Linked DNA regions of Mus musculus: region 1 is linked to region 2. Evidence: chromatin loops called from intact Hi-C (ENCODE). Cell type or tissue: left cerebral cortex. All regions are shown on one strand. Each heading gives the region's core, and the rest is flanking DNA. Links, peaks and the distances in the headings are about the cores only.

What was found. A loop is a pair of places that touch in the nucleus more often than their neighbours do. Peaks named below come from ENCODE experiments on the same cell type or tissue, not always from the same donor. Only the 100,000 strongest peaks of a DNase experiment are listed, where the experiment ranks them.
Region 1: a loop joins it to region 2, with 2.2 times the contacts of the local background. A loop is called at or near these places in 2 of 42 quality-filtered maps.

The regions. Positions count from the first base shown.
Region 1 is chr6:46,698,299-46,714,445 of GRCm38, reverse strand. All of the region lies in intron 13 of Cntnap2 (contactin associated protein-like 2), which reads right to left. Among named protein-coding and RNA genes, the nearest start is that of Gm25161, 220 kb to the right of the region's middle. In left cerebral cortex, for the core only: a CTCF peak has its summit at 8,050; DNase peaks (open chromatin) are centred at 8,345 and 9,725.
Region 2 is chr6:46,554,378-46,570,524 of GRCm38, reverse strand. All of the region lies in intron 13 of Cntnap2 (contactin associated protein-like 2), which reads right to left. Among named protein-coding and RNA genes, the nearest start is that of Gm25161, 81 kb to the right of the region's middle. In left cerebral cortex, for the core only: no CTCF peak of the experiment used is centred there; DNase peaks (open chromatin) are centred at 6,844, 8,128, 8,330, 8,662 and 1 more place.

The DNA of each region.
Region 1 (16,147 bases), core at 3,459-11,458, 140 kb before region 2:
TTTGAAAGATTAGTGGGAGCTTCGAAGCACCAAGCCTTCTCTCTAGTCCCACACTTCAGATATCTATAATGAAGTTACTATAATTGGTTTATGTATCAGTAATTTCTTTTTTATCTTATTCTTCATGGGGCTTAGGGACAATCTTCTCATTAAATTGCAAAGTTACTAATTACTAGCTATCTAGCCTTTAGAAAATGAGATCATCCTAATATCAACTTGCTTTTGTGTAGAATGAGATTAACTTTATATCTACCTCTCAATGTATAAGCAAAAGTAAATTGAGCATGTAAAATAATAATTATGTGTATGTCACCTGTAAAGCGAAACATGTTATTTATTTTAATGAGTAACAATGAATTAATGGTGAATCTGGTCAGTGTAAGCTATATATTCTAATGTTCAATTTCTGAATTACATTTGGCTTATGATCTGAAATAATTTGTTTTGTTAGTGTATATGGTATTAGTAATCAAAAATATTTTACTGATTATTTTATTGTTTGTGTATTTTTTTTTTTTTGGTCTGCATGTGTGTAAGAATACCATGTGTGCAGAGCTTGTGGAGACTAGAAGAGGGCATCAGATCCTCTGTTACAGGGGCCTGTGAACTATCATGTAAGTGCCAGGACTTGACCCTAGGGTCTCTGTGTGAGCAGTAATTGATCTTAACTGCTGATCAATTTTTCTAGTCCCAGTTGATGATTTCTTAAAATAGATATTATCTATTAATTAGCAAGCTATTCTGCCTTTTAATGTTGTCATAGGAGCTAAGTATGTAAAATATAGTGAATCAAAGCACAGAGATCCCACTGACCTGTCATATGATAAATGAATACCTTTCGATAGACTTCAAAATTTCAAATGCATTGTAATGTTCTTGCTTAAGTTTGAATTATTTCCACCTGGGGCTTGCTCAAGCAGTCTCCTTGCCAAACCTCGATGTCTCTATGGGATTCCTGACAGTCACCTCTATAACCTGTGTTCCAGAGGGGCAAGCCAAGACCTGTGAATAACTTTGTGCAACTGGCAGTGTAGATTTGTCAGAAAAACGAGGCTAAGAAAGTGACTCTTTTTTGAATCCTTAATTGCCTTTGATCCTGGCCTAGTGGCAGCTTCTGTTATGCCTCCTTTTGACTGACATCATAGTCTCCCTCTCTTTTTCCACTCATTATAGGTACTTAGGACATTTTTGTTCTGGTCAATTCTTGCCTAGAGGACTGGCTACACATACTTATAAATGTCTGAATAAAAATAGAAGTCCTGCCAAATGACTGCAATTAGTTTTCTCACTATTGTCACTATTGTCAAAGATCCAGTCTTATAAAATACCCAGATGTACAACTTATTCTGTTATTATTATATAGATATGGAGACTAAAGCAAAAGAATGAGATAATTTTCTGGACAATCAGGCAATGAAATTGGCCTCCATTCTTCAATTCACCTCTATGCCTTAGTCTTCTGGCCATTGCTTGTCAGCCTGGATGGGAGAGGAGAGTGGCTTACTAAGGGTCTCTATTATAACGATTACTTTTCTAACTGAAGGGATTTGTTTGTTTGTTTGTTTGTTTGTTTTTACAGACTGTTCAATGAATCTTTGACAAAGGCCTAATTAAATTTGAATCCTTAAGTAATGTCACTTTTACTATTTTTTAAAAATTTTTTTATATTTTTGATACTATGAATATATCTATTTCCTGCTTAAAAGAATCGAGCAGGTAATTTGTTTGGGATTCAAGCTTTTGATAATCTCTCTTATGGTTTTGGAGTTAATTTACAACTGGATATTGTAGAATATTAGGATATTACTAGATTATGGGGTATTACTACCCAAGCTCTGAATCAGTACATGATCCTGGACAAACCTGAGAGATTTAATAGCACATCTCTCATATCTCTTCCTTCCCTTGTCTTCTATTCTCCACATACCTCCTGAATCACTTCAACTTATCCCAATTTGTTTTGATCCCATCATTTCCAGTGGAGTCATTGTGGCTTAAATATAAACTGGCCCCTGACTCTTTCATCTTTAAAACCCTTGAACTCTCCTCTATATCTTCAGAATAAAGCTCAAAAACCCTGGCTGAGCACACACTGACCTGTGTGTAAGACTTACAGTTTGCTTCTCTATTAATTTCGGTGGCTTCTGATCATTCTCCAGGAGACCCACACAGACCTACAGTCATCATTTAGACACTCCTAGGACAGAGAAGCTTCTTGTTGGGTCCCTAACTAAGCACTCTCATGATAACAAAGAACGACCCAGCCTAAAAGGTCAAGGTTCAGAAACTTTACTTTGGGCTAGCCTTGATGCTTCTACTTACCAACTCTTTCACACTGTCACTAGGACTCAGCTTTTGAGATTGTACCTATGGGAATGTCCTTTAACACTGCTTGGTGTCATAGGGATTTGCCTCTGTTGGCCTTTCTTAATGCCTGATAGACCCAAGCATCATATTCACTGCATAGGTCCTCTGCTGTATCTTTTCTTCCTCTCTAGGATGATGACTACTCTGGAATATAACCTTTTCAGTCTATTACAAGCGCTAATTGATTACACAGAAGAATAAAGACTCCTAAGGTGAACTGGCCTATTCATGAAGGTTAATCGCAAGGTGAAATATAATGAGCTCAAGTCCATTTCAGCTATGTCTATTTATTTATAAAATACCTTTGGGTTGGAGTAGAATTTTCACTCATTTAAAACTTTACAGGAGAAAAGTTAAATCTGCTAACCCAAATTAATTTTAGAGTTAAGGTTATACACTGATTTTCCTATAGTTTAAAATTTCGTGTATTGCAAATAATACAGCTTCAAGAGTGAACAGTGGACCACAGTTCCAGCCACGTCTAAATAATAGAATTCCTTCATTTGCTAAATAGTTGCCATGCTAATTGTACATTGAGAGTCATGCACCACAGCCCTGGTCCTGCACCTACTATCATGGGGCTACAGTCCTGTGAAGAAGACAGTTAGCCCAGTACTGTGATAATGCAGAATTAGACACAGTAGAATGTGCCTAATCATTGCTTCAAGGGAGTAGGAAGTGTTCAAGGAGTACTTATAAAAGGTAAGTGGTACAATGCAATCAGAGAGATATGAGGTGGGGGTTGGGCAGTGTGTGGGTGTAGAAAGATCCAAGAGAAACTAGTGTGGCTGAGATGCTTCAGGAAAGCCAACTCTGACAGAGGTGATGTGTCTGGGAGACAGTAGAATTCCTTATGCAAGGCTAAGCCTTCGAATGGCTTTTATGTTAAAAACATCAATGAGAGCTGCTACTTGCACTGGCTTTGCTTGTCCAAAACTTCAAAGTGGTGCCCTTTGAGGTATATTTTGTTAAAATAAACAAAATAATAACTGTTGGAGACACCAAAGTCCTCCTGAGATTGCTTTTGAGATCAGAAGCTGTTTTAATTGCATCGATTCTCTAGGGCTGCAATAACAACTTACCACGAGACTGATGGCTTAAAGCAACAGAAATTACTTCTCCAGTCTTGAATCTGGAAACCTGAGCTACCAACAGGGCCTTTTGCTCTCTGGAGGCTCTAAATGGGCAACTCTTCTAGAGTATTAGAACCTTTCTTGACTTCCTCTGCCTTGTGGCAGCACAATTTCAACTCCTCTTCCTAAGTCCCTCATATTGGTCACTGACATGCTTCTGTCTTCTCTGCATTTCAAATCTGCCTCCCCTTCTCCCTTTAAAGAGACCAGCTACTGGATTTTGGTCTGGACAGATTTTATGTTGAAACGATCTCAGGCTGTCACCCTTGACTTAATGAATCACCAAGGGGGCCAGAGTTAGAATTTTGACCCATTTTTTGAGAAGAATATAATTGAAGCAGGTACCCATTGTGGTGTTTTCAGATGAGGCCTTCATCTTCGCTTGACACTAGCAGTTGAAGAAGAGTGTGAAAATTCTAAGTGTGAACATGTAGAAAGAAGTTTCTGATTCCTCTGGGTTGTAATGGAAGCCAAGTAGTTCTATAGTGGGGAACAACTCATGTGCTAATGAGATAAGCTAAAACTTTCACTATCCTGTCAGCAGCATTACTACCAAGCAAGGATTTATAACATCGAATAGGTACAGCCCTGAAAGCAGGTATTCAGGAGGCCCTTACATTTATGTGTCCTAAGAAATAGACTTCAACTGGTAATGCTCAGGTTTTGTTGAAAGTGAATCTTTCTCTGTGTATCTGGGGTTGAGTTCATGCACTTACCAAACTCGCTAGGAGTAAAATGAGGATCCCAAAGGAGGGATATAGAGTTAGGTAGATAGAAGTATTTATGAGAGCCCCTCAGAAACTCAAATGTGGCAGTGTTCCAAAGGAGAAGAAATAATTGAAAAGCAGACATGAAGGGAGAAGAACAGCCATTAAAAAGTTGAATTCTGTAGAATTACAAGGATATTTTTGCAATACTCAAGGTATTTTTAGATAGCTTCTTTCATAGACCCTAACATAAAATACCATCACAGGAAAGTACAAATGAGCAATAGCTTTTTTTTTTCCTCCTCTATGAGATCCTGCCCATAGGAAAAGAAAAAGATTTAGCCAACAGTAGGAATTTTTTCCACCTAGATATAAATGCAAATCACTTTTTAAAAAGTTATTTAAAAAATCTAACCAAGCTCAAAAGCAATATAACATACTCAGTTTAAAGTTTAGTTCAAGGGGCTTTGGGCAGCAAATTGTTATTCCTGCTCATCTTCTTCTTCATGACTTGTGTCTTATGCTGACCTCCACTTCTTGCTCACCTATATAGCTAGAATAATCCTTATTTTCCCAGATGAAGTACCAGATATTGATCTGTGGCATTCAGCTTACTTTACTTCCTTCTCTACATGGCCAACAACACAGATCCCTGGCCTCGAAGTGTCCATTTTATAATCTGCCAATAAGAAGCCTGGGTTGAGAACTTTAATGTGGAAAAGAGGTGCATGCATGAGAGTGGTCTGCTGATAGGCAAGGTTAGGGACAGACAAGGCTTTAAATATCCTCTACAAGTTCATTGATGAATGTCCTGTGGTGGGGGTTTTCACTGAAATCTTTGGGGACAGAAGTAGTGTATAAATTCCCTAGTACAGTTCTTATACAAATCTGTCCTTGTACCAGAAATTGTCTGGCACAGTTCTATGTTCAGAGTGATTAAGTGACTTGCTTATTTGGCTTAATTACCGAAGCAAGCTGAGGGTCCTTATCTCCTAATCATCATGTAAGCGTTACTTTCCAGACATACCATCTTCTCTGAACTTGTACCCTAGTATTCTTGTGTTATATTTATGATTCCAGTAATGGTAATTACTTTTTAAAAATACAATAAACAAGATAAGTATCACTTAGTTAACTGATTCACTGCATGTTTTATCACCTGAAATTTTTATAGTTCTTAAAAGAATTCATTAAGAATTGCTTATTCATAAAAATTTATTATCAATCTTAATCATATATAAGGATATATATATATATGTATATATGTAAGAATATATATGAATATATATTGGTTAAGATTTTTTATTTAAACAAATTTTTATTAGATATTTTCTTCATTTACAATTCAAATGCTATCCCAAAAGTCCCCTATACCCTCCCCCTGCCCTGCTCCCCAACCCACCCACTCCCACTTCCTGACCCTGGCATTCCCCTGTACTGAGGCATATAATTTTTGCAAGACCAAGGGCCTCTCCTCTCAATGATGGCTGATTAGGCCATCTTCCGCTACATATGCAGCTAGAGACACAAGCTCAGGGGGTACTGGTTAGTTCATATTGTTGTTCCTCCTATAGGGTTACAGACCCCTTCAGCTCCTTGGGTACTTTCTCTAGCTCCTACATTGGAGGCCCTGTGTTCCATCCAATAGATGACTGTGAGCATCCACTTCTGTATTTGCCAGGCACTGGCATAGCCTCACAAGAGACAGCTATATCAGGGTCATGTCAGCAAAATCTTGCTGGCATGTGCAATAGCGTCTGTGTTTGGTGGCTGATTATGGTTCGGATCCCTGGGTTGGGCAGTCTCTGCATGGTTCTTTCTTCCATCCCAGCTCCAAACTTTGTCTCTGTAACTCCTTCCATGGGTATTTTGTTCCCCATTCTCAAGAGGGATGAAATATCTACACTTTGGTCTTCCTTCTTCTTGAGTTTCATGTATTTTGCAAGTTAAGATATGTTTTATGATAAATATGATTGAAAATGTATTAAGATTAAGCAATAAGTGTAACTCAAATTACAAATTTATTAAAGGTGATAAACATAGACACTGCAACATTTAAGCAAAATATAACAATTTTAAATGGCTGTTAAAAAGTCTCATTTTTTTCTTCACATCATTGACTAAAATCTCTTTGATATTGTCCATAAGTCAATGGTGGCAATTGGATATAAGTGACTACTTCTCTATATAATAGTGATGCCGATGTAATTTATATCCAGAATGAAATGACTCCGTTGTCCTAGAGCTCACTTTCAATTTCATCAATGGAACTTCCAGTAATATGAATTCATAAGATTCAGATCAAAGTTATAAAAAATGTGTATGAAGTGCCTTTCATACAAAATATAGAAGAGAATGAGTTTCTATAACTAATAGCTGACTTGACATTGAAAATCTTGTTTTTTTTTTTAACAATACTTATACATTTTAGTATTAGACCTTATATACAAATTCAAATCATAGCACAATCTCTGCAACTTTAGGTTTGCATTATAAGTTTTATATTGTCTTAAAACACCAAAACCACTTGGGGAAAAAGTCTTTATTTCAGCTGACATTTGCAGACCAGCATGAAGGAAAGTCAATGCAAGAACTCAAAAGCAAGAAACTGGAGGCAACAACTGAAGCAGAGACTATGAAAGAATCCTGCTAATTTGGCATATAACTGATTGCTGGTTCAACCTATATTTTATAAATCCCAGGACCAATTGCCTGGGGTTTGCACCATTCTACTTATCTGGGCCTTCCTATATTAGTTATCATCCAAAATAAATGCCCTAAGTTAAGATATTTTTGAGGCTTCTTATTATATAGAGTTCTTTGAAGTACTTTTTTGACTCAGTCATTAATGTTTTTGTTTGTATGTTTGTTTTTGTTTTTGTCTTCCTTCCTTCCTTCCTTTCTTTCTTTCTTTCTTTCTTTCTTTCTTTCTTTCTTTCTTTCTTTCTTTCTTTCTTTCTTTCTTTCTTTCTTTCTTTCTTTCTTTCTTTCTTTGTTTTCTAGCTCTGGCCATACAATATAAGGTGGGTATATAAAATCTGCTATAGCTCTTATTACCTAAACCCACTCTTTGTAGATAAAATTTAAAAACAAGCTTCAACATGACTAATTGAATAAGAGGGTGACATTTCTCATACCATCTATTAAGCAACTGAAATGCTTTGGTGCTGTGTTCTTGAGCCAACTGGCAATGGCATATAATAGATCTCTTTTTTTCTCCAATGTTAGATGTGTGATTCACTATTTTGCTTGCCTTATTTTAAAATGACTTCTTCCTAAGAAAAATAAGGTTAGTCTGTTATAATCCCTGTGGTTTTCTTGCTAACACCGGCATACTGCATATAGGTAGAGATTATTAGTGTACACGAGGGCATCACCATCATGACTGCCCTGGAGATGAAAGTGGATCTAAGATGCTAATGGCAGTAAGAGACATCCCAACTTCAGAATTATTACAATATGATGAAAGTACAGACCAAATTCGTTTAAGCCTATAATTTGGTACTTCAGTAGGATTTATGTAGGTAGAATATGCTATATAGAGCTATATACAATAGCTATGTACCCAGCCCAGGATGACATGTATTTTAAAACATGGTTTGTGGCATTTATAATTTCTTTAGTGTCCCAGTATAAGATATTTCCTTAATCTGAACTTATGACTTAATAATGTTATATTTAATTATTCAGTTTGTTGTTGATTTTTAAGGGTTAATTTATTGTCCAACACACATAGTTTGATCTATTCTTGCTCTTAGCAAGCACTTGCTATCTTCATATCAGAGGCAGAGTTAAGTCTAGAGAGATAATATAGTCACCCACTTAGGAGCAATTCTTCTACCTGCCTGAGGAGTTGAAGATTCCTGTGTTATTTATGTATGAAGAGCCAGGTTTGGATAATAAAATTAGTAAAAACTACTTTTCAGCTTTGGGGAAATAAGGCACAGACAGTAATTTACTTAAGGGAATATGCTCTCCATTTCTTCTGTGTTTTGTTTTTTAAAATAAGGTTTTTCAATAACTGGTACCTGCTCTCTGAACATTTGGCTGAGGAGAAAACACAGCCTAGCAGCCAACAGGAACTTGCTAATATGCGATAATGTGGTAGGAAAGGAAATAACATAGAAAGAGCGTGGCGCCTGGCAGATGTGTTTCCATCTGTTGCTTAAACTTACTTTTTCTTCCTTCCAACAATTACATGGTCTGTCCAGGGCCTGGCAAATGGTAGGCTATCATTGACTCCTGTTTCCTGCTCACTCTGAGGTTAGAACAGGGACTCTGGGCTGAAATGCTTGTTCCTTTACAGCTTGTTCACAGTTCTGAAGGTGGGTTCACTGACAGAATGTTTGTGTCACTACCGATTTTGTGTGTATTAGGAGGTAGGAATTACTAGGATGCTAGTGAGCTTTTGAAAGAGACCTGGGGAGTCTTCTTTGCTATGTGAAGATATAAGTAGTAGGTGTGTACATCTAGAGAACAGAAAACTGTTCCTTACTAGGGAATCTGCCAAAACCTTGATCCCCCTACTTCTCAGCTTCTAGAACTGGGGGAACATAATTCTGCTATCTATAAACCACTTCGTTTATGTTCTTTTGTCAAAGCAGTCTGAACAGACAAAAGTGGGGGTACTTCAGGTCTTCCATAATCTTATATCCATGCGTTTGTCTAAGTATGGGCCTGAGGTAATGACTCTGGACTGGAATTAATACCTAACACCCTGAGGTTGTTATGAAGATGTTTTTCTGGATTGAAATGACTTCAGGATGATGTGAGAGTAAATAGGAGCAGGGAGCAGTTGTGAGATGTCTAGAGATATTCTGTGTAACTCATTATAGCCCTGTGTGTGATCCTGCTGACCCCCTATTTCACTGAAAATAATGGCAAGACTTTCCCACCAGCTCTGCTTGTCCCATAAGCATTGAGGCAGGTGTTCTGGAGTGCACTACAATCATCATAAGTTGCTTTTAACTATAACTGTGCAAAGCCTCTGAGATTTACTGAAAACAACCATTTACTTCTCACTTGCTGAGTCCTGGAAAGTCACAGTGTGGCCATGTTGTCTGTAGTTTTTTCCTAGTGATACAGTTGAGTTCTGTTTCTAGATCTCTTCCCTAAAGTCCTATGACTTTGATCAATTTCCTTAATTAACACTCTTAGTTTCACCATTTGTAACGTGGGACAATCATCTGTCTCACAGGGAGTCCATGAGGATGGAAAGAGATATGTATACGAGGTGCCTGGCACAGAGTACCCACTAAATAAAGAAAGCTACAATTAATACTGACAGAGATGACATTTTAAGAGTTCTAATGCTGCATCGTTAGCTCATCTGTCTTATTGACACCTAATCAGGAGCACTTCTAAAGTGTGAGCCCTTATTTATGACCCAGTAATTCAATTGTCTACTTCAGTTCATTTTCTTTAACCAAACTGAAACTCGCTTCCATGGCATGATTGATTTTGCCAGAGTGAGTTTGCATCTCTCACATAGGACCTCCATCTGCCGCTCAACCCCATCTGTTCTTGCCTCCAGCTGATCCAATTTCATAACCAGTTGGTAAAGAGCCATCTGAAAAAAAATACTCCATCATGTTCTGATGTCCTGAAGAAACCTCAAGAAATATTCAGCATAAAGATATCGGTCATTTGGACACACTAAAGCCTCAGCAAATTATTTCAAGAGAACTGGGAACATGCCATATGGTGATGATACTGTGTGAATTAGACCAGACCGAAGTCATATGACAGTCAAACCCTGTGCCTAGTCATGTGCTGAGCACAGCACCAACTCTACAAGGCAGAGCTGAGAGCCCTGAGTGTCCCAATGATGGTTCCTTTCATTTTGTTGGATACTTATTATTTTTATATTAAAAATTATAATTTTACATTAAATATATTTGCATTAAAATTATAATTTTACATTAAAATTATATTTTACATTAAAATTACAATTGACATTAAAATGATAGTTTGGATGACTAGAGAGGCTGGGACATTTAACATTTTAATTATATTCTCACAGCATATGCTCTGGATGGTATTCACAGGAGCTGGTCCATTTATGAGGAGAGGGCAGCCTTTCTCTGTGGTGTAGCCCAGAGCCACAGCAGCAGCAAGCATCACCCCAAATTGGTTGCCAGTTGCTTATTACCTGACAGATGTTGTGAGATGCAGTTTGCTTTATCATCTCCGTGTGCTTTATCAAATTAAGGGACCATTTATTGTATGATGCCCCATCATTTTATATGGTAGTTCCTATTTCACTGATGAGAGTATGAAAATAATTTTAAATGAAGTTACCAAGTCCTACCCAGCCAGGAAACAAGGCAGCTTTCATTTAACATTTGTTATTATTTTCTCATCTTTTGTAAAATCAGTATTAATTTTTTGGCTTTAATATTCTAAGTCTGCAGTGAATGTGATTCTATAGGAAGTAGATTAAAGCCATAGAATGAATTTTTATACTTTATTAGTTATTTTTCTCATTGCTGTGAGCAAAATATCCAAGAAGCAGCAACTCAAATAGAGAAAGTGTTTATCCTGACTTACAGTTCTAAGGGATACAGTTGATTATGATGGTGGTTATACTATATCTGCAGCCAAGAAGCAGGAGAGATTGTGAAGCAGGGAAGTTCTCTGAAGCCTCAAGACCCTCCCATGGTGGTCCACCTCCTGCAGTGACCCACAAATTTTCTAAGCAGTATCACCATCTGGGGACTAATTGTTCAACATAAAAGCTTTGGGAAACATTTCACATGTAACTGCACATCTAAATCACAACATACACCTACTGCTATTATAAGGAAACAAACTTCCATATCTTAAATAAAGTGCAATACATTCACGCAGTCATTCTTCTTTCACTCACTCATTTATTCTCATTCAATTTTCCTTCTTCAGTTAATGGTGACCAAAGCCATTGATTTTCCCCTTCCTCTTGTATAGGTCACATGTCCTGAAAGTACAGCTCACCTCAAAACCATAGAGTCAGGAAAAAGCTCCTTTTCTCTTCTTCACTTGATCCCTTATTCTTTCTCTCCCTCTCTCCTTTCCTTCCCTTCCTCCCTCCTTCCCCACCTTTCTCCCTCTCTTACTCTTTATCTTGTTTCTCTTTATTCTTGTTTCTCCTCCTCCTTGGTTAAAAAGTTTATATCTGTTGATTAACATTACCAAGGGGGTGTTGTTTGAAGTCTGAGTGGGATCTCTGATTAATCTTTTGAAAGGGGCATCAAACGGTTTAAAAATCAAGTTAGAATTTGCTGTGTCTGTGGATCATGTACATATCACCTGTTATGCACATTTAGTTTCGACTTTCCTGACCTATATTAAACTTTAAGTAGAAACAATGATTGCAGTCAACTAAGCTGCAGGGAATGTTTAAGTCAAAATAATATCATCTAGAATGTGAAATTCTGTGATCTTTCTTACTAAAGGATCAGAATTTTTATCCATGTCTTAGTTCTGGAACAAGATGGGACTATGGAGTTACAAAGCTTAAAGCACCATAGAATTAGATGGAATTTCTTCAATATTACTATTTCAGAATCAAGAAAAACATTTAATTAATTCTGTTATAGTTCTATCAAGATACTTCTTAGTTTTCTTGTTATAGGTCTTTCTCTAAATCTTCATGTTTCTGGACTATTGAGAAACTCATTGCAGTCACTCACACTTTGTTGGCCCCAGGCTCTCTTTCTATGTGATTCAACTACTCTTCTGGAGAACATAGTGGATGACAAAATGGCCACCACAAGGCTCCTTCAAAACATTTTAAAGTGTATACATGTATGTAATGAGTTTATGTTAGATATATGCAAGTACTTCAGGAGGAGAGAAGAGGGCATCAAATCCCTTGGAGCTGGAGTTATAGGTGGATTGTGAGCTGTGCTATATGGGTGCTGGGAACTGTACCTAAGTTCTCTGAAAGATCAGCAAGTGTTCTTCACTACTGACTGACCCATCTCTCCAGGCCCAACCTCTCCCCTGTATCACCTTTGAAACTCTCCTCAATATAATCATTCTAGAAAATGGTTGTTGGTCAGGGTATGCCCTACTTCCACTAGTTGTTGAGTTTCTAAATTTATTCTGATCTGTATATCTTCCACTGGTTTATGAACAAGGTATAGAGCACATCATGTCTGTTTTTGCATTTAATATATGTTTTTAATCACTTCTTATGTCCCTCCAATATGTTCCAGTTTTCTATAATATTCATTTTAAATTTTAAGATAAATTAAAGCACTGGATCATTATAATACAGAATTTTTTTCTGGTTAATGATAATTCTAGTTTCTCCACACAAAACACATTTTTGAAATACTGAATTACTACATTTACAGAATTATTTAAAACTTTCTTAAGCTTTCTCAACTACATTATGTCATGAATTAAAGTATTGGATGCAATTGCAATCTCAAACAAGTCCCCTCTCACTTGCATGGAAGGACTTGTCGCAATAAACTATTTGGTCAATATTCCATTAACAACCAACTCAACACTACTGGGAACATTCAATGAAACCCTGCTGAGGAAACTGTACCTGAATAAACTCATGGAGACAGATACAAATATTATTTCCTTTTTCAAGTTTCACTTAACAATAGGGCACATGAAATTGAGGCAAGAATTATGTTTGTTTTAAAGGAGAAAAGTAAGAATATCTAATGCTTATAATTTAATTCTTTTGAAAAACAAAAAAACAGATAAATATTAGTTACATAAATTATTATGTTCATTTATCTCTAGTGCTTCCTATTAATATGAAGCCCCAAGTTTAAAGAAAAAGAGGAGCCGGTTGTGGTGGTGTAAGCCTTTAATCCCAACACTCGGGAGGCAGAGGCAGGAGGATTTCTGAGTTCAAGGCCAGCCTGGTCTACAGAGTGAGTTTCAGGACAGCCAGAGCTATACAGAAAAACCCTGTCTCAGAAAAAAAAAAGTTAAAGAAAAAAGAAGAAAGGAAGTAAGAAGGGGCTTTTATTGATATAAGATTTTAAGACAACTCTTCCAAATATATTTATATAACCTTTTCTCTATCAACTGGGAGTGTTTGCAGTGTTTGGTAAGGACAAGAGTGTAGTAAGGTTGAGATATTTTTTTCTCTTTTTTAAATTAGAGTTCAGCATATCAGGATTTATCTCCATCCTCCCCTCTGAATAGAATACCATTTATAATAACTATCACTATCCAGGTAATGACGTTATGGGGATAACCCAGCATTTTCTGACTGGTGTTGATGTCCATATAACAAGACAGAATTCATGTCTGGTACTACAAAATGAGTCAAGAGTCTGTGGCTGTGGAAGACTTAGGCCCACATTGGGAGGCTAAAGGTATTCTATATATGATATATATATTATGTGCATATATATAATTCTAAAATATTTTTTTAAAAGAAGAAGCATATCATTCTGACTGAAAGCACATCTGAGATTCATCAAATAGCAGTCCAAAGGAGATCCAAAGGAACTTTCTGTGGGTTCTCTTTGGTGGCATACACACATAACATTTTCCTCCTTATATGAAATGTAATAGTGGGTACAGAATTCATATTGTCTTATTTGACTGACAAGTGGAAGGAGAAAATTTGAGTGCTTTGAATCCTCCTACCCTCAACCACAATCACAAGCACAGCCATCATGGGCTTGAATGTGTTATCAAAGCTCAGAAGATGTTTAGAGCTTCTATATTATAGCTGAGCCAAAAACTTGGGTATATAAGTCCTTATCATACAGAGTTGCACCCATCTCTTCTACTGGAAGATACTGATAAAGCAAGGAATTTTACTTTTTGTGATAGTTTAATCTGAATAGAAGCTTAAAAATTCTGGGACTTTGAAAGGCATTATTTCAGTATATGCAATAAAAGACGACACAGTAAAACCACCAAAGGATTTAGCAAGCTCCTCAAAGTGATTTTGTGCTAAATGAAATCTTGAGACATGAAACGTGCAGTGTTGGCACACAGACTCTCTGGGTACTGAATGAAAGGCTTGCTGGTTTATGTAGATAAGCCATCCCCATACACCTTCTGAATGCCTTCATCTTAGTGGGACAACCCGGCAAGCCTCTCTCCTGCCAGGGAATTGGTGAAATATCTTTCTTTTATTGAATGCTTTCATTTTTCTTTTTAAGTATAACAATTGTTGGATTTTACAGATTAATGCACAACTAGTGAAATAAGTGGAAGAGAACTTTCCTACTTCTCCCTGTTTTGTGGGAGTTTTTGGTTATGCCAGTATTTTCTTTGTTTGAAGCCATTCGCCTACGTGCACACTCGATAGTCTCAATGATTTTTCTGCCCTTGCTTGCAAGTAATTGGTATTGATTTTTCAGGTTACTTCTAATGTGTTTAGTTCCTGAAGGAAATTTAACTGTACCTCACTCATACTCTAGTCATTGTAAGAAAATAATATTTATAACCAGAATAAATAGCATTGTTGTCCAGCTTTCTTAGGCAAAAATCAGGAGTGTTATATTTCTTGGGGCATGGGGGTTTCCTAACTGAAGGTTTGGGGATGTGTGTTTAAGCACTCCATTATTTCAGTTCAATGTGCTGATATATGAAGTGTGGTGGTTAGTGGTTAATACTCCTTATTCCACAGGAGCAAACAGCTTAGGCATCTCATTTAAGAACAAGGCCCCAGGGAGCACCAAGGAATAAGTTTCCCTCCTAAATCACCACACTCAACTGGCTCGGTCATTAACAACATTGGCATTAATAGCTTTCAGCAGTAGGGTGCCTGTTGGCAATGACTGGGTTTCCTGCCACTGTGACTGTAGAGATGAAGCCTCCATCACAGAGGCAAAGAGCCCAGGATGGCAAGAGAAGCAAAATGAAATGAGTGAACTGAGGAGCAAAGAGGCACAATTTACATATGTGTATGCGTATATGTATGCATATATGTATTTATGGCATAATTTCCATATTACATATATTTTTATCTCCTATTGATTTTATATACGTATTGCTAATCATTAATTTTGAACTTTGAAGCATTCAGTTTCCTGTTGGTGAAGGAGTTTAAATAATCGGGTTTCTTGTAGCAGTATTTATCAGTCATAAACAGCTAATAAAGCTGTTAAGTAGGGTGGATAAAGAAACAATAGGTACTGTCAGAGCATTCATCAATGCAAAACCATGTAGTAGGCTGGCTGAATGCACAGCACAACACACAAAAAATATATGTAGTAGTCAGATAAAACTTTTCAGTGGGAACAAGGTAAGCTTCAGTATAGAGTCAGAGTTCATTCAAAGGATTTTTATCACTGAGAATATGAGCACCTTATTCAAAAGCCACATTTCTTGTAAGCATTATATATCTGCTAAATGGACATATAGGTGTGCCCTTTTGGTCAGACACAGCCAATACTTCTATGTTTTTATTGCTATAAAATTTTTGAAAAAGCTATTTTTTTGTTTCTTTATTTCTCATTCTGTCTCTTTCTCCCCCATCCTCTCTCTGTACATGTGTGCATGTGCCCATGTGTGTGTGTGTGTGTGTGTGTGTGTATGTATGTATGTGCATGTGCACACATGTGCATGCGTGTGTTTGTGTGTGTGGTGTGTGTGTAAGGGATTGTGTTTGAGTGTAGGGTATGTATGTGTGTATGTGGGGGTTTTGGATATGTGTTCATGCACATGTGAATTTCACACATGCACTATAGGGAGAACAGTTCATGTTTCAGAGAATGCATTCACTCTCCATCAGTCTAACTTTGGTATTAATCACCATTTAGGAATTACATGCCATAAAAGACATGGGTCTCTGGTAGTGGCTGATGCACAGTTTTCTGTCTTCAACTGGATCAGCTGGATCAGCTGGGGGTTTTCTGTAGTTTTCAAACACTCCCTTCTGGTTTTATATAACACAACTCTAGCTCTCCTCCTTTCTCAAACTCAACCTTTCTTAGTTTATTTTCCCCAAAGAAAATGAATGTTTGC
Region 2 (16,147 bases), core at 4,349-12,348:
AGGACTATTAACTTGTTTGCTGATCCTCAACACAACAGAATGAAAGGAAATTGAAATGCTGTGCATGTTACATTAACCTTCCTCAGGGTCTGCTGTTTGTTTTCTAGGAATTATTTTTAGCAGAATCTCTCTCCTGTGGGCATAACAGCCCTATGGTTAGCAGATGTGCTTAGTGCGCTTTACCTATGGGGCCTTTGCTTTCTAACTCTTTTTATTCTCAGAATAAAATTGACAGTAATTAGCACACAGACCAGTTTAGATAGAACATACATGTCATTTGACATCTCCAGTCTTAAAAGTCACCAAATGGATAAGTCACTAGGAAGTACTGTGATGTAGAGATTGAGTGCAAGCAATCTGAGAATCAGAGAAGACTGTGAGTCAAGTTTATGTGTTAAATATAAAAAACACAAAAGTATCGGTCTTAGTTAAAATGTAAAAACAGGTGTGTTAAAAGGTGGGCAGGCATTAACTTGATGTGAATGATGGGAGTAAGGGAAGGAGTGAACTTCCAATTACAGCAGTTGTGAAGAACATGGAAAATAAAATGTGTACAGGAGAAACGTAAAGAGGTGGGAGTTTCAATTGCAAAATAAGTGTTGGAAGTTCAAAAATCAGTGAGCACAGGTTATCATGTGAGTGGCTACAAGACGAATGCTGGTAAATTAAAGGATGCTTCAGTATTTCACTTTGATTTTCAATAGAATGTGAATATTAAATAAGTTCAATTCAGATTCCAGTGGGCTAAACTTTCTATCCTTAGTGGAGTAATTGTGATTCTTTCTCTCTTTCTTTCTTTCTTTCTTTCTTTCTTTCTTTCTTTCTTTCTTTCTTTCTTTCTTTTTTTTACCCGAGGGAAGTTCTTTTTTTTTTTAAATTAGGTATTTATTTCATTTACATTTCCAATGCTATCCCAAAAATCTCCCACACGCTCCCCCACCCACCCACTCTCACTTCTTGTCCCTGGCTTTCCCCTGTACTGAGGCATATAAAGTTTGCACGACCAACGGGCCTCACTTTCCACTGATGGCCGACTAGGCCATCTTCTGATCTTCTGATTCATATGCAGCTAGAGACACGAGCTCCGGGGGGTACTGGTTAGTTCATATTGTTGTTCCACCTATAGGGTTGCAGATTCCCCCCAGCTCCTTAGGTATTTTCTCTACACAGATATGGCTGTCTCTTGTGAGACTATGCCGGGGCCTAGCAAACACAGAAGTGGATGCTCGCAGTCAGCTATTGGATGGAACACAGGGCCCCCAATGGAGGAGCTAGAGAAGGTAATTGTGATTCTAAGGGACAGATTTCATCAAACTAAGATGTGATCCAGTTACAAATGGCTGAATTTTGTCCTCGTGGTTTCTGCTATTTTTATTTTAGTTGCAATCACTAGAGATAGGTAAGCAATTTAGAGACAGTCAGAGGTCTGTGTACAGAAGCCAGCAGACAAACCCACATTCTGCCAAACTGTCATGTAGTGTTATAATTAATAATTATCAGAGAGATTAGAATAATTCTAGTTAATCTGGTCCCAGAGTTTACTTATACTTGTTTGAACAGCCATTGTTCCCTGGAGCAATGTCAAGTAAAGCCTCACAGGTTCTGGGGGTGCATTGCTTGTATTTGATGTGAAGGGAACTCTAGAATAGAGGAGGTGGAGACTCCCAAGCTTCCAGATTTCACTGAAGGAATCATGGAGAACAGGAGGTCAAATGGAGGCAGCAAAGGTACTCATGTGTCTTTGCAAATATGAAATGGTATCATCTTTAAGAATCTCTTTTAGTAAAATGTTCTTTTAAGACATTGTTTTTTTTTTTTTCCCATTATGCCTTATTTTTCCATCGAAGGCAATGTTCATGCTATAGAATTTTTAACAGCTTTTTTTTTTCTTTAACAGTCCTTAAGGGAATGCTATTAAAGTGCATATGTCCTGGTGTGGTGGTAAAAATGGAGCTCTTGAGGCATATCCAGACATTATTGCTGCATGTTGGAACCTTACATGTGTTTACAAGTGTGCCTGCCTGTAATTAGATGATAGTATTATTACACTGGACTCCAGAGGTGCTTTCTTGCTCTTAGGCTTAGCATTTACATTTGTAAACAACTCTTAAATTTGTTTCCTATTAATTTTATTTTACAGGAAACTACCCTCATCATTTTCCATCCATTTGTCTAGGACCTGAGGTGGGAAGTAGGAAGATGATATTTGGATATCAGAAGAGTCAGTACAACAGCTCTCTCTCAAAATAATTCAAAATTCCACATTTCTTCTAAAGCCTCCAAGGGCTGTAATATAGGGTGAAAACTAATATTTTTATGAAAACTAGAAATGTTTTCTCATAATAATAAGACAGTGTAGCAGAGTAGGCGAACATCTTGCAAAATGTACAACATTTCACATTGTTACAAACTATATTACAAATTAGTTAAGCCAATAAACATCCTGGAAAATGTCTTCATTTTAAAAATTAAATTACATTCATTGATTGTGTATCATGTTTGTGTGTGCATGTGTACGTGTGTGTGTGTGTGTGTGTGTGTGTGTGTGTGTGTGTGTGTATGAGCATGCTGCAGCTCATATGTGGAGTTCATTAGATAACTTGGGAGGGTTAATTTTTTCTGTTCTCCTGGTGGGTCCTGGGACTTGAACCTAGGCTTGAAAGAAAGAGCCATTACCTGATAAGCACTTTCTCCTCCCTTGTATCTCTATTTTTAACATTAGTTAAATGAATAGTTACCCATGTGGTATATGTTAATGAAGATGACTATGGAAGCCAGGGTTTTGTGATGATCAATGTAGCCATGCTCACACACACACACACACACACACACACACACACACACACACACACATATGTGTGTGTGTATGAATAATATATGTATATACATACATACACACATATATATGTATATATGTATGTATACACACATATGTATGTATGTATGTATGTATGTATGTGCAAAAATTGAAGCTGTATTCTATGGATTTTGTTTTCCTTTCATGTTCAAATGTTCATAGGGCAAATTTAATTATAATTGTGTGCAAACATTAACATTCATAAACCAGGTTAGTTAAAAGTGTGCTATGAATTTATTCTTGTTTTCAAAGACCTTTTTTAGTTAAGAGATGCAGCATGCAATTATCTATCTGTAATTGGCATTGTTATGAAAAATACAAAACTACAAATGGAAAGAGGAAACCTTACATGTGTTTATTATGCTATTTGTATCACTTTTACATTGCTATTGAGAGACATGCACAAAGATTTATTCAGTGATATAGAAATGTATGGCTGCATTTAACCTCTTCATTAAGACTGTGATGTTGCTTTTCATCTACAACTCAATAGTTTTGAATCACCTAGCAAACACATCTCTGGATTTGCATTTAAGGATGTTTCCTAATAGGACTGGTTGATGGGGAGAGCTCCATTTTCAAAGTGAGCACCTTTTAATATTTAGTCCAGATGGAGAGAGGTCTGGGGATAAATAAAATTATCTTTTCTTCCTCTGTCTAGGTGCAGATGTATTCTGCTACCATCTTTTGTAGCCATTGGTTTTCAGTTTCTTCAGTCTTCTGATATGTGTTCAATACCAGGGGCTCTCCAGGGATGGTTCAGATAAATGTTCAGGTTCATATCAGGACTGCTGAGAGATGCAGTTTCATAGACTAATGCTGGGTTCTTGGTTCCTCAACATGCAGCCCAGTTGCTTTACTACCAGATCTTTTGTATAAGCTAATTTAATGACTACTCTTTGATCATCCCCCACCACCACCAACTCTATCATTCTTAACTTCCTTCTCTTGGTTCTGTTACCCTAGACAACTATGCATCATGCGAAGATCTCATAGTTAACTCCTTGGACAAACAGTATAATTCATTTATAGCTTAGTATAAGTTTTAATTTTAAAGAAATATAATCCCAAAGAGGAGCATGAGCTATGCATTCAGAGAGAGAGACCTGCAATTTCACTTAGCTATATTCATCCACTAAATTTGGTTTCTATGTTCACAAAATGGGATATTGCTTAACATGAAACTGAATTAGAAAATACATATAAAATTAGGCCAGGATACTCCAGGGACCAGATGAAGCAGTGCTCTACCAGCCTCCTACTTGATCTAACGATGAGTGAAAGTTGTATCAAGCCCTGCCTGCTGCATGTCTGGGACCTGTGTATGCAGAGCTGATCTGTTGCAAACCAGAATGGGCCTTCCCGGGTTTTCAGTCACTGCAGCTTCTAGTGTTCTAAAAATATGACATTTTGTCTGAAATGGAGTTGTGCAGACCTTTAAAATACCAACTAGAGTAGCTAAATAAAAGGTGAATGATTTTTCTTCTTAGAAATAAAACAGCTCATTTTGCCTGGATTTGGCAATAAGCTCCAAGAATTTTGCTGATATGGATGTCAAAATATTTTGCAAAGACACAGGAGGGCTCTTATGAATTTGCCAAACTTGTAGCTTCGCTCTCCTTATTCTATTAGAGAAGGAAAAAGAACAAATGCAGTTGTGCCAATTTAAGGCAAAAGCAATTCAACACAGGAAGTGGAGTATTTTTAGTAAATGATGCTGGATCAATTTATAGGCAATAAGTTCATTTTAGAATGAGCCCTGGTCTAAATGGCAAGGCCATATCCAAATTATCATTATCATTATTATTATTATTATTATTATTATCATGCTTAGAGTAAGCAAAAAATTGAGTAATGAGTTTATGAGGCTACAACAATTCAGCAGAAAAATATAACAAAAGTACTTGGAACTCAGAAGAATTGAAAAGCTCTTAATGTCTAGCTCTCAAAACATATAACTAATTAAATGTAAAACTATTAAATATAACTTGAACAGCATGATAAGTTTTTTTTAACTTTGTGAAAATTCTGTTAAGGATGAGACATTACAATCTGGGAGAAAATATTTGCATATACTGGTCAAAGTAGAGGCACATATAATAGGTAAATGAGGCTCAAGTACCAGTGTTGAAAGTAAGCAAAATTAGGAAATAAGAACAGAGACACTAAGAGACAGCAAAGAGCTACAGATGGTACACAATCACATGCTATGATGCTTGGCATCATTAATCAATAGAAATATTAAAATGGTAATGAAATAATACTACTGATGTACATAATCATTAAAATGAAAAACCATGATAATGCCAAATACTGGAGAGAATGCAGAGAACCTGGATCATTCGCACATTGTTGCTGGGGATAAAAATTGGTGCAGTCACTATGGAATAGAATTTGAATTTCTTTTAAAATGAAAAGAAACCAAGACTAATCACATCATCCAGAAATCATATTCCTGGGAATTTGTCCTACTAAATTGAAACGTCTTACTAAGTAGAAACTGATAGACAGATGTTCATGGTAGTTTCACTCAGAATAGCCAAAACAATCAACCAACCACATGTTCTTCAATGGATGAATGCCTAAACAAACTGGCATAGTCACACCATAGACCGAGACTTAGCTTAGTATAAGGAGGAAGAATTGTACACTCAGCAACTTGCTTTAACCTCAACAGAATTATACTGAGTGGGGAAAAACAGTCTCCAAAGGACATATATACTGCAGAATTCCATAAATACACCATTGGTGAGAACATCATTACAGAAATGGAGAGCATATTTGTAGTGCCTGGCACTTAGAGATGAGGGAGTATTTACAATCACCAATGAGTTGCCAAAAGGAGTGTGTGGCTAAATTTCCTGTTTGCGGTGGTGGCTACACAAAGCCATGCATATGACAACATTTTCTTCCTGCACAAATATGTGTACACACGCATGCACAGTCAGGACTGAGTCGCTTGCTGCTGAAATGTAAGTAAGCTTCAGAGCTTGTGCTAATATCAATTTCTAAAAAGCTTGGATTCCTCTTGTCAAAAGCCTTGTTTGCTTTTTTTTTTCTTATTTAACTGAAAAGACCCCAAAGAGAGCATTATATATCATGAACAGTAAATACTCTTTTCCTCCCTACATTCCTCAGCCTCTTCTCCCAGTTGCTTCCATCTCCTTTCTCTGAACCACACCTTCAGAAAACACAAGTAAACACAAAACATAGTGCTGCTCACCCTCCCTGTCACTGTCATGAACTCCTTACCCTTTATTTGTACCTAGGCCCACTTCTTTCCTTCTGCTTAGTTTCCTAAACTCTGGGTCAGCTCTGCATCTACAGATTGCCTTCAATGTCAGTAGGATCACCTTAATTTATCTCTTCCCACATCATAGCAGAAGTTGTTTTTTTTTTAATTTTTATTTATTTATTTTTTATGAAACAAATTCTTCCAGGATCTAAATGTGCAAATACAAAAGTTGGGTAAAAGAAGAATGTAAAAGTTGACAAAGAAGTACTGCTTGGCACCTGCCTTTTCTTTTCTTCTTCTTTTGTTCTTTTTTCTTTTTTTTTTTTTTCCCAATTTTTATTCGGTATTTTCTTCATTTACATTTCAAATGCTATCCCAAAAGTTCCCCATCCCTCCCCTCCCTCCTGCTATCCTACCCACTCACTCCCACTTTTTAGCCCTGGTGTTCCCCTGTACTGGGGCAGATAAAGTTTGCAAGACCAAGCAAGGGGACTCTTTTCCCAATGATGGCCGACTAGGCCATCTTCTGCTACATCTGCAGCTAGAGACATGAGCTCTGGGGGTACTAGTTAGTTCGTATTGTTGTTCCACCTATAGGGTTGCAGTTCAAATCTTATGCCTTTTCCTGGTTTCCCCTCCAAAATTCCCTTCCTCTTCCTTCCCCCTGCTCACCAACCCACCCACTCCCACCTCCCTGTCCTGGCATTCCCCTACAGTGGGGCTCAGATACAGCGAGGTGGACCACACTCACTGCAAAGACTCCAGGCACCATATGTGATGTACAACCAGGCTTAAAAATAGCAGATAGCAAAGGAAGCAAGTCCCACACAGAGAGAATGGTGTCAGTGCTCTGAAATTTAACAGTCCACAAACAATAGCCAATAAGTACCTAATGTACTCTTGATTTTTTTTCTTGTTAGAAACCAGCCTAAAGCAAGATAAAACCAAATAAAATTATAGACCATAAAGGAACACATGGAAAGAGATTTGGTGTTGTTTGTTATTAGGAAAATGCTAATCAACCCTGTAGCATAAAACCACTACATGCCTATTAGAATGAGTGAGGTCCTGGAAGACCAGAGCTCGCATATGTTACTGATGCACACACAACCTGCTGCAGGCACTGCAAAAAAAAAAAAAAAAAAAAAAAAAAAAAAAAAAGCTTCTTATACAGTTAAACATCTACTTACCAACAAACTCAGTCCTAAGCATTTATCAAAGTGAATTAATAACTTATGATCAGAGAGAGATCTATATGAAAACACAGATCTGTATAAAGGCTTTATTGTTTCATATTGGATGTTACCCTAATATTTTCTACCTGGTAAATGTATAAGCATATGTACTAAGTGTGTCTATATAGTAGAGTTTCTCTCTGAAGCATAATGGCACATGCTACAACACAACATAACACTTTATGCTAAGTAAAATAATCTAGATTGGAATGGTTATATACTTTATGACTCCATAGAGGCTAAACTATAGAGACAGCAAACAGATGGATCATTAATGTTTTCAGGTAGGCAGTGATCTTCTGTAAAAAGTCACAAGGGACATATATTTGAGGTGATGAAATTTTTTCTATACCTTGATTGTAGTACACTAATATATATATAATGTATATATATATATCAACTTATAAAAATGTACAATAAAAGGCTAAGTTTTATTGCATGCAAACTTCACTTCAGTTTCTTTTTACAGGAAGAAATGTAGCCTAAAGGTAAATTACATAGAACCTTCTACTCTGTCTCTTCAGATAAAACATTGAGAATCATACTGACATGCATAAGTCGAAGAGTTCAAATAATTTGTTGCTGAATTATGAGATTTAGAACTAGGAATACACTGAATTTAAAGAGGCCAGTGACTACAGCTGCATGAGGAAAGCCTAGGCTTCAACATCAAACTTCTCAAGGATGGGCAGGGCCTGGCCAGACAGAAAAGTAACAGAACAATTTTACCTGAGTAAAGTGACAAAAATACTCTAACAATGAGAAGCCATTGCTGAGGAGTTGCGTTTGTGCCAGGAGCTACATTACAGTGGTTGGATTAAGAGGACAGAGCCAAACTACAAAGGTTTTTAAATCTCATACATACACTGATTTAGGGCTAAAATATTCTCATAATCTGATTTTGGTTAGATTTTGAAATGAGAGTGAACATAACAAACAAACAGTATTTCCTGCTGCTGCTGCTGCTGCTGCTGCTGCTGCTGCTGCTGCTGCTGCTGCTGGAAGTACTTGCCCTACATAAAATGAAAGCAGCTTCAATTTGGCACAACTGCAAAAAGAGGCCATTGTGTTATTCATGGTGCTGAGTCTTGTTCCTTTTAGCGTTTGAACTGACATCTGGATATCTTGGCTGATTGTCTTAATAATGGACACCTGATATTAAAACTGAATCTTTAAATCTTTGGATATTTGGCACTAGGATGCATGGCTGTCTCATTTAATTCTATAGTTGCTGCACATGAGACTTCAGATAGAGAAATGCATACTCTGGGGGCTGGTTTCTTTTAAGCCTGTAGGGACTACAGCTGTCCTGATGCCCATATGCATGAGTCAGTTTTGAACTTATAAATAATGAGCATTTGGATGCCCTTCAGAACACCATTTTTCCACCCCACCCATGTTCAAGCACATTTTGACCCCCACATAAAAAGCATTCACTACTACACTGGAAGCACTAGTGTGTGAACAGTAGAGATCAGCACTAGATGCTTATGTAATCAACTGCCTCTGTGCTTATCTCAGCTGCCTCTTATACAGTCAGAATTAATTTTCTTCATTTGAAAGATGCTGGTAAGTAAGTAAAATGCAAGGATTTGGATTTTATTTCTCTTAGGTGCCAGATATTAGAGAGTCTAATAGCTATCTATTTTTATAAAATTCTTATATAAACCAAAAGCCTTAATTGTATATTGTCATTAAATACACCGTAACTATTCAAAGATATCAAGATGAACAGTTGCAGTATCCTGCTGTTAAAGTGGGAGTGGCTCTGAGTGTTCCAGAAATTTCTTAATGAATTGCTGATGTGCTGTATTAAGAGAATGCCAAGTATCTTGCTGAGTAGCAAATAGATAAACCTTCAAACAGCTCTAGGTAACTGTGAGGCTCATATTGGATGCCCTTCATCCACGAGTCCTGGAGGCCTTTAGAAATGGCACAGCATTAACTTGAAGACCACTCTGGAGGAGCATCAAATTAATTTCCATTACACAAATGGAACCCCTGAGAAAGAAGCATGTCCACCCACAAGCACAGCTTAACCCACCTCTTAGCATACTCAAGGCTGGTTCCTAATAGCCATCTGCTTTAACAGCTGATTTCAATTCCTGGGATAAAAGAGAGCATGGAGATGTCAAAACAAAGACTAACTGACTCACTTAGCATAGTTTGAGACTACACAGATATGAATCAAATACTATAGGATAATTATTCTCAAGGAGAAAGTTTATGAAATACTAAGTTAAATCATGAGTTCTATGACAAACACCTGATTGAGATACAATGTAAATTAATTGGGTGCATTCCTGCATATGAAGAGGACATATTGCCAGCTCTCCAGTGGATGCTTGAAACAATGAGGGTAAGTGGATTCTATGTGTACTGTGTTTACATATATATATATATATATATATATATATATATATATATATATATATTTGTGTTGAGGCTTAAATTTATAAATTAGGCAGTGTATTAATGAAACAATAATAAAACAATTATACTATTGTATAATAAAATTATTTTCTTACTCATGGGGAGAGAGAGAAATAGAGAGAGATGGAGAGAAATAGGAGAGACAGAGACAGAGAGAACAGATAAAAGATGAAAAGTAGGAGCACAGTGTACTAGATATCAGGAGGTTCCATCCATACCATGCAGAATGGAACCACAAATTTAAAACTTGTGATTTGTTTATTTCTAGTATTTTCCATTTGACCATAGGCAACTGAAGCCACAAAAAGTGGAGCCAAGGATAAGGGGAAGCCTATTGTATATGAGAGGAAATGTCACACTGGGGGTTCATAGAAAGGAAAGGAGGTTTAAGCTGAGCTTTGGGGAACCTATAGGAGTCATAAGTAGAAGCTGAGAAAAGATTCTAGAGTGAAAAACCAGCATCTTCAAGGCATAAAGCATTGTAATTGCCAGTAACTAGAGCAAATCATCATGTGGTTGGGTTTTAGAGGTGGTGATATTGGGAAATAAAAGATAAAGTGCAATGTAGTACATGTATTCCAAACAGCTTAAAATTACTTCCATTGCCAGTAAAGATGGCAGTTCAGTGGTCACTGCACAGTCACAGGGGACCCAGGGCTCAGCAGCTTTATGATAGCAATATAGAGTGGTAAATATAATTTACAAGAATGTCAACACAGGATAACACCTCATACATTCTATTTACAATCCATGCATATACTTCATAGGATGCCATCCAAATATTCTACAAATGAAAAAAAAAGTGTATATATAATTGTTCCATCTCTGAATTAAGAGGAGAGAGATGAATTTGACCTGGTATGACAGGGAGGAAGGTAAGAAAATTGCAGAGAGAAGACAGAACTCACCCTGGACATAAAAAGAGCTAAAGAAAAAAAGACTGTACTCGGATTCTACATCACTAGACTGTGGTTTTCACTGACTTGTAAAAAAAATAAGAAAAGAATGAATTCTTTAGATGATGAAGATGAACAACTCATACCCTGAACTTGGACAGTTGGAGGCTATGATGGATCTTAGTTTCAAAGAGCTATACGTTACTGAGGGGATTTGTTCTGCAGGACATCTCTTTCACAGGACACTACCCTTGACCTCAAGGCCACTATGTATCAAATGGCCAGCTCAGAGGAACAATTCTTGCCATTTAGTTAAGTAAAGTCTGTTTTTTTTTCCCTAGACTCATCTAAACTAAGTGCAGTGTACCATATTTTACTCCCATACTGCTGCTATTCTCTGTCTCACTTCCATGAAATTTGCTCAGATGCCTCTGTCTGATTCTAATATCCAATGTATATATGTATAATGAACTCAAAAAGCTAGAATCAAATAACTAAATGACCTGTATACTACTCAGCTATTAAAATTATGACTTCATGAACTATTTAGGCAAATGAATGGAACTAAAAAAATATCATCCTGAGTGAAATAACCCAGACCCAAAAGGACATACATGGTATGTACTCAGTGATAAGTTGATAGTAGCCCAAAATCTCAGAATACCCACAATACAAATCAAAGACCAAATGAAGCTTAACATGAAGGAAGGCCAAAGTGTAAATGCTTCAAATCTTCTTAGAAGGGGGAACAAGATAATCATGAGAGGAAGAGGGAAGGAGAAACCTGGGTGGGAGAGGAGAGGAGAGGTGAAGAAAAAAGGGGTGGGACCAGGTATGGGAAGGAGAGAAGTCCAGAGGGCCAGGAGAATTAATAGAAACAAGTAGCAGTGGGGGGGGGGTAGGGAATTTGGGGGACCACTAGAAAGTCCCAGATGCCAGGGGTGCAAGATGCTCCCAGGACCCAATGGGGACGATATTTGCTGAAATACCCAACAACAGAGAGATAGAACTTGAGGAGACCACCTCCAGTAGATAGACGTGGCACCCAGTGGAGGAATGGGGCCACTCACCCATGTAAAAAATTTTAACCCAGAACTGTCCATGTCTAAAGGAAATATAGGGACAAAAATGGATCAGAGGCTGAAGGAAAGGTCATCCAGAAACTGTCCCACTGTGTAATCCATTTTACCGGCAGACACAAAACCCTGACACCATTTGCTGATACCAAGATGTGCTTGCAGACAGGAGCCTGGGATGGCTGTCCTTTGGGAGGCCCTTCCAGCAGCTGACTAAGACAGATCAGATACTTATAGCCAACCACTGAACTGAAGTCAGGGACTCCTATGGCATAGGGTAAGGATTGAAGGAGCTAAAGGGGATTGCAACCCCATAGGAAGAACAGCAATATCAACTAAACAGACCCCTCAGAACTTCCAGGGACTAAACCACTAACCAAAGCGTATACATAGGCTGGTCCATGCTTCCTACTACATATTTAGCAGAAAACTGCCTCATCTGGCATTAGTTTGAGAGGAGGTGCTTAGTCCTGTGGAGAGAAAGGGGATGATAGAGGGGTGAGCAGGGATTGGGTGGGTGGATGGGGTAGCACCCATTTAGAGGCGACGGGGAGGGGCATAGTGTAGGGTTTTCATGGAGGGGAGAGAGATAAAATGATTAATAAAAAATGAAAAATAAAAAAAATTTTAAAAATGAGGTATGAATATAAACAGAGAGTTTTCAAAAGAGGAAACTCAAATGGCTATAAAACAGTTAGGGGCTAAAACATCCTTAGCCATCAGGGGAATTCAAATTAAAACTACTTTGAATTGAAATCTTAAACCCATGAAAATGGGTACAATCAATAAGACAATGACAGCTCATGCTGGTGAGAATTTAAGGTTAGAGGAATACTTATTCTATGCTTGTGAGAGTGAAAACTTGTACAGCCACTGTGGAAATCAGTGTGGTGATTCTAAGTAAGATGGAAATTGATCTACCTCAATATTGAGCTATACTACTCTTAGGCATATACACAAAGAATGCTCCATCCTACCTCAGAGATGTTTGCTCAACCATGTTCATTGTTGTTCTCATCATAATAACCAAACATTGAATGAACATATATGTCCCTCAATAAAAAAAAGGATAAAGTAAATGTATATTTATACAATAGAGTATTAATTAGTAACAATTAGTTAATGAGAGGAAGCAGAAAGGGGACAAGGAAGAAAATACAGGGAGAGACAGCTAAAATTAAGAATTAAGGGGCATTTGAGACATAGTATGGAGAAAAAAAGGGGGGGCACGATTCCTGGCTGGGTCAGGTGCAGAGTGACTCCAGTGTAGTTTCTCGAATGTCCCTAGAAGTCTCTGGGGAGTTGCAGAGTAGAGAGACCCTAATGAAACCCTGAGACTTAAGGATAGTCTGCCCTCATCTGGCTACTTTGTTTATCTCTTATTTGGGGACCATTTGAGAAGAGCATGACCTTGGGTTCATAGATAATATAAAGGTCCTAACAGATGGAGACCTCAGGTGTTCGCACTCTTGTGAATGTTTTTCTGGAATCAGGATCTGCCTATCTTCCATATGTGTATAGACCACAGAAACCCCACTAGATGATAGTGTTTTAATGAGATTCCATGTGTAAAGTATTTCTTCATGGCAGGAGTACTGTGGATAACCTGTGCAAGGAGCATGTTTTCAATATTGCTATTCATATAACATCTCTATATATTGTTGTTAAGAAACTCACAATGTGTGGTCTGTCATAGAATGAATTTAAAATTCCAAAATAAAACATGCTATATAAGTCACAAGTCCAAGTAGACCAAGAACATCCACATAAAACGAGATATACTGAATCTAATAGAAGAGAAAGTAGGAAAGAGCCTCACACACATTGGCAAAGGGGAAAATTTCCTGGACAGAACACCAATGGCTCAAGCTCTAAGAGCAGAAATTGACCAATGGGACCTCATGAAACTAAAAATCTTCTGTAAGGCTAAGGACACTGTCAATATGACAAAATGGCAACCTATAGATTGGGAAAAGATCTTTATGAACCCTACATCCAATAGAGGGATAATATCCAAAATATACAAAGAACTCAAGAAGTTAGACTGTAGAGAAGCAAATAATCCTGTTTATAAAGGGGGTGTAGAGCTAAACAGAGAATTCTCAAGTGAGGAATCTCAAATGGCCAGGAGGCATTTAAAGAAATGTTCAACATCCTTACTCATTAATGAAATGCAAATCAAAATGACCCTGAGATTCCACCTTACACCAACCAGAATGGCTAACAACAAAAACTCAAGTGACAGCACATGTTGTCAAGGATGTGGAAAAACAGGAACACTCCACCATTTCTAGTGGGATTGCAAGCTGGTACAATCACTTTGGAAATCAGTCTGGCAGTTTCTCAGAAAATTGGTACTAGCTCTACTTGAAGACCCAGCTATACCACTCCTGGGCATATATCCAAAAGATGCTCCAACATATAGCAAGGACAAATGCTCTACTTTGTTCATAGCAGTCTTATTTATAATAGCCTGAAGCAGGAAACCCAGATTTCCCTCAACAGATACGGAAAATATGGTACATTTACATAATGGAATGCTACTCATCTATTAAAAATGACTACCTCATGAATTTTGCAGACAAATGAATGGAACTAGAAAATATCCTGAGTGAGGTAACCTAGACTCAAAAGAACACACATGGTATGTACTCACTGATAAGTCCAAAAGCTCAGAATACCCATGATACATATCACAGATGATATGAAGGGAAAGCAAAGTGTAGGTGCTTCAATCCTAGTTAGAAGAGGGAACATAATAATCACAGGAGATAAAGGGAGGGAGGGAGGGACCTGGGAAGGAGAGGGGATGGGGAAGAAAAAGGGGTAGCAGGATCAGATATGAGAAGAGACAGGATGGAAGTCCAGATTATACAAGGCAGGGAGAATAAATAGAAGTATGTAGCAGTAGGGGTGGGGAGTTGGGGCAGGTAGGCTCTAGAAAGTCCCAGATACCAGGGATATGAGAGGCTTCCAGGACCCATGTTTGCCGAAATATCCAACAGAGAGGACATAGAACCTAAAGAGACCAACTCCAGTAGATAGGCATGGCCCCCAGTTGAGGGACGGGGCCACCCATCCACCTCAATTTTAACCCAGAATTGTTCCTGTCTAAAGGAGACACAGGGGCAAAAAGATGGAGCAGAGACTGAATGAAAGGCCATCTAGAGACTGTACCACCTTGAGATCCCATGCATAGGCAGGAAACCCTGACACTATTACTGATGCCATGTTGTGCTTGCAGACAGAAGCCTGGCATGGCTGTCCTCTGAGAGATTCTACTAGCAGCTGATTGAAACAGATACAGATACTTACAACGAACCATTGGAATCAGGTCAGGACTCCTATAGAAGAGTTATGGGAAGGATTGAAGGAGCTGAAGGGGATTGCAACCCCATAGGAAGAACAGCAGTATCAACAAAATGGAACCCTCAGAACTCCCAGGAACTAAAGTACTAACCAGAGTATATACATGAATGGGTCCATGGCTCATGCTACACATGTAGCAGAGGATTGTCTCATCTGGCATCAATGAAAGGGGAGGCTCTTGGTCATTTGTAGGCTTGTTGCCCCAGAGTAGGTTGGGTGATGTTAGAGGGTTGAGATGGGGTGGGTGAGTGGGTGGGGGAGTACTCTCTTAGAGGCATAGGAGAGGGAGAATGGACTGGGTGGGGGGTGGGAGTTGGGTGGGAAGGGTAGACCAGGAAGGGAGACTCTATCTAAAATGTAAATGAATATAATAAGCAATTAATACAAAAAGTAAATGTAAAAAAAATACTTGCTGTATAACTTCACATTTTATTTAGATATTTCTATTTTACTTTAAAAGTATTTAAACCACTTTAGCCAAAGATCGGATCTCAAAGGAGCTAGTATTTATGGGATATTATCATGGATCATATCATTAAATGGACTATATTGAATTCTTAACATGGTACTCATTTGATTCATTTAAAATTAAGAGAAAAATCAAGCATTAACTACTTTGAGAAACATATTTTCATAACTTACTCTGCAAATACCTACATCATAACTCTAATCACTTTGGAGTTTATTGACCTGTGTTCCTAGTGGGCAAGTTACCAGCATATCTGAAATTGCCCTCTAGCAAATGCCCAGGGCCATATACATAGTTGGGAACTAAAAGCTTTAAGACAAAATAAAATTCTGGGGGCTCTTGACTCTTCTACCTTTTCTGCTCATGATTCATAGCAAGGAGTAATCACTCTGCACTTCCCCTCTGTTGGAGAGGCTAGTGGATGAGAGCATTGGCAGCCCCTGGCCTGTGCTATCTCTTTTTAGTGTTGTAATTGCAGTGACCTGGGAAACCAAGTCCTCCTCTCTCTTTGGGTAATGAGGCTAGGGTATTGAACAGTGGTAAGTAGAGACACTTTCTAGGTCAAAGCTGTAGTGGT